Regions from separate parts of the Homo sapiens genome. Here all the other regions are linked to region 3. Evidence: chromatin loops called from intact Hi-C (ENCODE). Cell type or tissue: PC-3. All regions are shown on one strand. Region 1 overlaps PREP (prolyl endopeptidase). Region 2 overlaps PREP (prolyl endopeptidase). Region 3 has its middle 49 kb from the start of POPDC1.

Region 1 (2,500 bases), 210 kb after region 3:
GCCTGACAGGTTTAAAGGAGAATGTTCATAAAAGGGTGTTGAGCTCCCCCTTTTTATCAGAGTTGACAGAGGCCACTTGTGTGGTCTGTGCTACGTGTGCCAAATAAATCTGACAAGGAGCAGAACTGCTCTGAGTCCACAGGCAGCATGCAGAGGAACAAGACATTCCATTACCAAAAGAACTGGACAGTAGGCGGGCAAACTCCGTGCTTCAGTTACCCTGTAACATGAGCATATGAAGAACTTCCTAGGACTTAGAGGGAGGCATTACATGTTTCTGTGCTGTACTAAGGTGAAAAATGCTAGCCTGGCATTAGAAGGTTGTCATCTTGTCTATGTTCCAGGCATTTAACTTTTGGGGAGTAGAGAGGAGTTTAAGAGTCATCTTTGGGCAGAAAATACAGAAGGAAAGTCTATTCCAGACTGCTTTAGTTAGTTTTTCCAAGGATGGCTGGGCATTTTGGTAACACTGGGGATTTAAAAGCTCCCTTAGGATACCTCAATTACAGCAAAGTCAGTCTATTTAAAATCTGTTTTAACTTTTAGTACATTTCTTGAGCACCAACAATGTGCTAAGTGCTATACTGATCATCTCTGCAGAAATTCACCAGCTCTCTAAGGCTCAGCCATCTGTTTTTTGGAATAATACGCCTTTTCCCAGTCTCAAACTGTGAAGCCAAAAGCGAAATAGAAAGTGGAAGTTCTGAATACAAGGAAAGAAGGGCAGTGAAGGAGGCACAGCTGGATCTCGTGCTATGGCACTTTGATGAGTTTATTTGGATTTTAGCAGTAACCTGGTGTTTTGAGGTAGAAAGACACACAGGGCTAGGATGAATAAATCTGACTTGATTGTAGAACATCAAAGCCATCTTCAGTTCCACTGGTCTGATCTCTTTGTAGTTAATGAAGACACACAATCAGACATTTTCATTAAAAGTGAAGGAACCCTGCTACACGCGGAGGCCCAGAGAAAGCAGCGTCTGTTTTGGTACAGGCAGAAACTGCCCTGTAACATGGCTCACTGCAATGGGATTTATGCTGCACATGGAAGGCATATGCTGTGTGTTTTGCTCCTGCATGAGAACCACATGATGAGTCCATCATCAGAGGGTTATGAGTTCTGCATTGTTTGCCTTCAATAAATATTTGTTGAATGAATACAGAATTGCATATTAAATACACACTTTTCTTTTGTTCTCTTCGGCCAGCTCTCTTTTATTGACAATGTGACGTTCAGGCGTTCACTGTGTACTTCTGCAGCGGGTACGGCCGCTCCTTCCGCGGCTGCTGCTTGGTCTTCAGGTTCTCCTCGTGCTTGCTGGGCCAGTGGCGCAGGCGCATGTTTTCTCAGGCCGCAGGTCCAGGGGCTTGTACCTCTTGCCCTTGTAGAATTTCCTGAGGTTTTCTTTGTGTGAGTCTGGTTAATTACGGTGAGAACACGGGCAATGGAATTGTGGATGACACGGATCTTAGAGAGCTTGGAGACCGCGCCGCCTGTCAGTGGCGATGCGCAGCTGGGACAGCTCCACCTTCAGGTCGTCCAGCTGTTTGAGCAGCAACTCTTTCTCCTTCCCGTGAAGGTCCCGAGACTTGATCTTAGCCATTGCTGCACAGGCCGCCCCCGCCGCCTGCTCCGAGGGCTAAATACTCTCTTTTTGACCCTCAAATACCTATACCAGCTTACCTCAGGTCCGGAGCTCAAAGTCATTGTAGCTACCTCTCCCACACCATCTTATCCCTGCCTGCCTGCACAGGGGCCTTGGCTTCCAGGACTCCTGCTTCCAATCTGAGCACCTGTTACCAGATTAATCCATGTAAAACCTCCCTTTTAATCTAAGTCACTCTACTATTCAAAACAGGCAATGCCTCTCCATTCTCTACAAAATGAAGTCCATGTATGTATGTATGTATGTATGTATGTATGTATGTATGTATGTAAAGCAATCCTCATCCTCCTGGCTCAGCCTCCTGAGTAGCCAGGACTTCAGGCATGCACCACCACATGCAGCTAATTTTTTATTTTTTGTAGAGACATGGGTCTCATTACGTTGTCCAGGATGGTCTCAACCTGCTAGCCTCAAGCAATCCTCCTGCCTGGGCCTCCCGAAGTGCTGGTGTGAACCACCAAGCCCATCCAAAGTCCACGTTTTAGACCAGCAATTAAAGCTCTCCACTTTCTGCCTTCAACTTCTCTCAGTTCTTCCCAACTTCAACCAGCCTCTCTAGTGATATTGCTGTTTCGCATCTCCAGAGCCCCAATCCCAATGTCACATGCCTTTCTAAACCAAATCATGACTGAAAAAAAAAAAATCTATTGGCTCTTAGAAGTTCACTTGTTTGACCTCCTCCTCCCTCCCCTATCCAATGCAGACACCCACAAAGCTACATCTCAGGCAGGTTCATCCTTTGCTTAAATATTTCTAGTAACAAGAAAGAAACTTAAAACAGCACAAATGGCCATTCATTGCATTTTGGAGCCTCTCTGTTAGAAAGTTATTCC
Region 2 (2,500 bases), 230 kb after region 3:
ATCACAAGATACTTACATGGTGTAGAAACTATAGTTTTTAGAGGTAAGAAAGCTTAGGGATTTAGAGGCCATTTAGTCTAATTAATTTTTTTTTTTTTTTTTAGAGATAGGGTCTTGCTGGAGTGCAGTGGCACAATCATAGTTCACTGTAACCTTGAACTCCTGGGCTCAAATGATCATCCTGCCTCAGCCTCCTGAGTGGCTAGTACTACAGTTGTATACCACCGTGCCTGGCTAATTAAAAAAAAATATATATATTTTTTTGTAGAAATGGAGTCTTGCTATGTTACCCAGGCTGGTCTTGGACTTTTGGTCTCAAGTGATCTCCCTGCACCAGCCTCTCAAAGTGCTGGGATTCCAGCTATAAGGCACTGTGCCTGGCTAACATGTTTATTTAAGAGGTGAAAAAAAAATCCTGAGCTATAGCGAGAATAACTTATCTTGATAACAAAATGTGCAGGATTAGCATAGATCTGGAGTTGTAAGTTCTAGTCTTGGCTCTGTCAACTGTTAACAGTGTAACCTCTGTTAATACACTTACACTGACTGAATTTTAGTTTCCTTGTCTGTAAAATAAGAGGGCTCCATTAGATGAACTCTAATGTACGTGCAATTGGAAGGCATATAACTTGTCCTGAGGCCAGAATCATATTAGTGGAAAAACATACCACCTAGGAAAAAGCAAAGGAGGCAGCTATGAAATTAGGGACCTGATTACCTTTCTGTAGGTGGGTTCGTGCCATGCTTCCATTCCAAACACCAGGCCCAAGGATGGACTGTGTCCACATCCTGCTCAGGGACTGTGAAGGAGGGCAGTTGGGAGTTGGTCACCCCAGGCAAGATGCTGACTTAGCAGAGAATCAAACACCTGGAGAGCCATCTGGACACTAGCTTACACAGCTTCCTCACCGTGCCAGGCAATCCCTCAGAGTCCATCCTAATGCCCAAATATTCCCATACGCTTGCATCACGCTTCATGTTCTAGAAACAGTATTAAATTTCTTTCTCCAAGGGAGGAGTGCCTCCTTAACAGGTGCTTCTGTCTTTGTAGTATGTGATTTCTGCTGTCAACAATTACAGTATCTGAAAATTCTATTTTTTAGGAGCCTTCATTTTTCCAATCCTGATCCTGAGATTTAGGTACCTGGCCACCAGGTGGCATTTGGGTGCCCTGATCTCAGGGTCTACACCAAAAAGCTCTTGCCAAAGGCCTTTTTTTGCCTTGTGTGGCAGACTGCTAGTTGTCCCGCAATATCTATCTATTCCTCCTGTTTCCTTGATAAAAAGGCCCTAATTTTTAGCTAGTCACATTTTTTTTTTCTGGGAATAAAACTACATCTCAAAACCTCTTTGCAACCGAGTGTGAGTATGTTTTCACCAATAAGACATAAGCAGATAGAGGATGCAAGTCACTTCCTAACAAACATCTTTATAAGCCAGCTGACACATACCCATTCACCATATCATAGGTTATGTAGTCTCAGGTTGCTGCAGAGTAATGTCCTCTTTTAGACATGGTAGAGAATTTATGTACAGTGGAGCAGAGACTGCAGCAACTACAGACTTCAGCCACATAACTTACTTCTCTATTATAAGACAGCAAGAAAACAGACTTATCTTCCAGAGTCACACAGCTGGTATCCAGAGAAGGAGAAAGGGATACAAGTATGTACACTCTGAATATGAACACTACGCTCTCAAGCTAGAATGCCTGCATGATGGGGGAAATTCTAAAGTAAAATATGTTGCCATGAAGCGTAATATCAGAAATAACACAAATGCTCAGGCAATAAATCAGCAAGAACCGATACCAATTCAAGCAGTTTCCTAACCATATGAAAATAGAGTGACCCCTCAGAAAGTTTCTTTTTGAAAATGCTGCCCCATTCACTCTTCACTAAAACGTTCTGAAAATTTCTGACCTATACCCAATCACACGAACACGCTGCTATGGGAAGACACTGCCACTCGTTCACTAGTCAGCTCACCAAGGATGTGGATGAGTCAACACTCAAAAGCTGCATGTGTCATGAACTTGGCGCAGAAGTTAATGAGTATTGAAACACGAATTAATGTTCTGAAAATATGTTCTTTGAATGGCAAAGCCTATATGCTAGCAAGCACAAATCAGCTATCACTAAGATTAGAAAAATCTGAATTAAAGGGAAAAAAAATCCCACTCCCTCCACCCCAAGGCATGTTGGTAAAGCCAAAGATTCTTCTTACTTTAGCATTTTGGCTCGGCTGCAAAGCAAACCGCCTTAGGGATGTTACTGATGTTTCATATGTACTATAGCAGGTAATCCCCAGAAAAGCCAAATTCCTATTAAGTATAAGAGAACAACAGTAAAGATAATAAAATCAATGTTAACTACTTATAAAATCTTTATTATTTTTCCTTTGTATTAAGTTTGCTCCCCTTCTTAAAATATGAGTACTTGGATTCTCTTAATTTATACTGACTTTTATAAAATGTAGATGCTTGTTAATGGAGTTGATT
Region 3 (2,500 bases):
TGCCATGTTACCCAGGCTGGTCTTGAACTCCTGGGCTCAGGCAGTCCACCCACCTCAGCCTCCCAAAGTGCTAGGATTAGAGATGTGAGCCACTGCGCGTGGTCATTTATCACTCTTTCATTGAGATCATCGGGCCACATATTGAGCCCTTATAGTTATCAATCTCCACACTGGCTCTTCAAGTTCTCTCATTTCTTCATGAAATTAATTCTCCACAACTTTCATTAACTAGTTCAGATAGTAGTTTTTCTAGTCCCCTGTTAAACTGCTTCTGCCCAAAAGCAATCAAACAGACCCAAAAAATCCACTTAAAACTATATTAATAAAAACCTAATTACAATCATAATTTCCTCACAGTAAAAATCTTGGAAAATGCAGAGGAGGGGCTGCCGTGTGAGAAGCTCCTGCTGTGGTGTTCTGACGATGTGCCCGGTCCACGCTCTACTTCCTTAGGTGGGCTTTTGTTTGTTGAGGCTGCACAGCATTAATGGGGAAACTTATTGCCGGGGAAAATGTAACATAAAACCAAACAGTGGGAAGGGACTCTGGACTGGCATCTGGTTCAATAGTCTGTCTCCATCTAGGATCATACCTGACCATCCTAGATGGTTATTCCCAAAATCTGCTGGAGGAGAGTCCACGAGTTCCTTTAGAATGGAATCAGTAAACAACAACAACAAAAATAAGTAATAAAAGACTGTGGGTCAATGTCAGATTATACAAGAGATCCCATTTAGATGGATACTCAATTTTCCATGATGTGATTATTACGCATTGCATGCCTGTACCAAAATATCTCATGTACCCTGTAAATATATACGCCTACTATGTACCCACAAAAACTAAAACATAATTTAAAAAGAGATCCCATTTAAAGGGACCATATTGACAACCTGCAGTGTTTCTTTTTAGTAAGACATTATTTCTTAATGGAACACTGTCCTTACTAAAATTATCTTCAAGGCTTATGTAAAAGATGTCCTAAATAACACAATCTAAAAAGTATGTCATAATGTACTCCACTGTGCAGTGGGCCTTTAGAAGTGTAAAAATTCCTTATGGTTAAGGTGAAAGTCCGACTTTTAAGAATGTAGAAGAACTGGAATTCAGTAATTCTGAATAAAGATTGAACATGATACAGTTCAGTTGTTGCTTGACACCACCAGAGGGCACTCTTCACTTGCTCTCTGAAACAGATTTTCTTTTACATCCCCTCATAGCTATAATACTCTTTTGAGTACCTGAATATCCACATGATTGATAAACTTACCTAGGAAAATTTCTGACTGAAAAAATGTGTAATTATAAGTAATGCCTTTTGAGCTCTTATGCAGAAGACAGGGGCTGTCAACACAGAGCTCACAATACTGAAGAGATAATCAGGTATTTGTAACTTGTCTAGAAAAAAGTATTTCTAAAAGTCTTCTTGTAATAAGAAACCACAGGACTGTAAACATTCAATTACATTAAATAATCATACTGCATTATTACCCCATATGTTTCTCCCCCACCTTTCAAGCTATAAGAAATATAAAACTTCTCCCAAGCATGGTGGCTCACACCTCTAATCCCAGTGTTTTGGAGGCCAACCCAGAGGGATCTCTTGAGGCCAGGAGTTCAAGACCAGCCTGATTAACATAGTGAGACCCTGTGATGTGGTTTGGCTGTTTCCCCACCCAAATCTCATCTTGAATTGTAGCTCTTACAATTCCCAGGTGTTGTGAGAGGGACCCCGTGGGAGATAACTGAATCATGGGGTTGGGTCTTTCCCATGCTGTTCTCATGATAGTGAATAATTCTCACGAAATCTGATCATTTCATAAAGGGGAGTTTCCATGCACGAGCTCCCTTCTCTTGTCTGCCACCATGGGAGACATGCCTTTCATCTTCCACCATGATTGTGAGGCCTCCCCAACCATGTGGAACTGTGAATCCACTAAACCTCTTTCTTGTGTAAAATTGTCCAGTCTCAGGTATGTCTTTATCAACAGCATGAAAACGGACGAATACAGCCTGATTCTACAAAACCTTAGCTGGGCATGATGGCTTGTGTCAGTAATTCCAGCTGCTTGGAAGGCTGAGGCAGGAGGATTGCTTGAGACCAGGAGTTCGATGCTGTAGTGCCTTTGATCACACCACTGCACTCCAGCCCGGGAGACACAGTGAGACTGTCACTAAAAAAAAAAAAAAAAAAAAAAAAAAAAAAAAAGAAATGCAAGACTTCTTCATTGGGGTTTTATTACTGAAAACTTTGATGTTCCTCTTCTCACTCAGACATCTTAATAGGGCTGCCCATACTTCCATTATTTGAGAAGAAACAATATCTTGTCAAAATGCTGATATCACACCCAGGTATTCTAAGTATTTGATTTAAATGTGTGTCTCTAGATACAAGTTCTGAAAAGAGTTTTCAGGTATAATTTAATGAAGAAATACATCTTTTACCTTCAGCTTCCATTTATGTATCACTGATTAATGTAATAATAGCTTTTACTTTTAT

The links. A loop is a pair of places that touch in the nucleus more often than their neighbours do. Peaks named below come from ENCODE experiments on the same cell type or tissue, not always from the same donor. Only the 100,000 strongest peaks of a DNase experiment are listed, where the experiment ranks them.
Region 1: a loop joins it to region 3, with 8 times the contacts of the local background. A loop is called at or near these places in 6 of 110 quality-filtered maps.
Region 2: it touches region 3 in a loop (10-fold over the local background); 5 of 110 quality-filtered maps call a loop at or near these places.

Annotation. Positions count from the first base shown.
Region 1 is chr6:105,301,220-105,303,719 of GRCh38, forward strand. All of the region lies in intron 10 of PREP (prolyl endopeptidase), which reads right to left. It also overlaps the pseudogene RPL35P3. Among named protein-coding and RNA genes, the nearest start is that of PREP-AS1, 23 kb to the left of the region's middle. In PC-3, a CTCF peak has its summit at 1,535 (motif pointing left); no DNase peak of the experiment used is centred here; H3K4me3 peaks cover 588 bases; H3K27ac peaks cover 1,194 bases.
Region 2 is chr6:105,316,875-105,319,374 of GRCh38, forward strand. The region is part of intron 10 of PREP (prolyl endopeptidase); the gene reads right to left. Among named protein-coding and RNA genes, the nearest start is that of PREP-AS1, 39 kb to the left of the region's middle. In PC-3, a CTCF peak has its summit at 1,172 (motif pointing right); a DNase peak (open chromatin) is centred at 1,997; H3K4me3 peaks cover 1,039 bases; H3K27ac peaks cover 1,804 bases.
Region 3 is chr6:105,086,613-105,089,112 of GRCh38, forward strand. No RefSeq gene overlaps it. Among named protein-coding and RNA genes, the nearest start is that of POPDC1, 49 kb to the right of the region's middle. In PC-3, CTCF peaks have their summits at 1,157 (motif pointing right) and 1,358; a DNase peak (open chromatin) is centred at 1,169.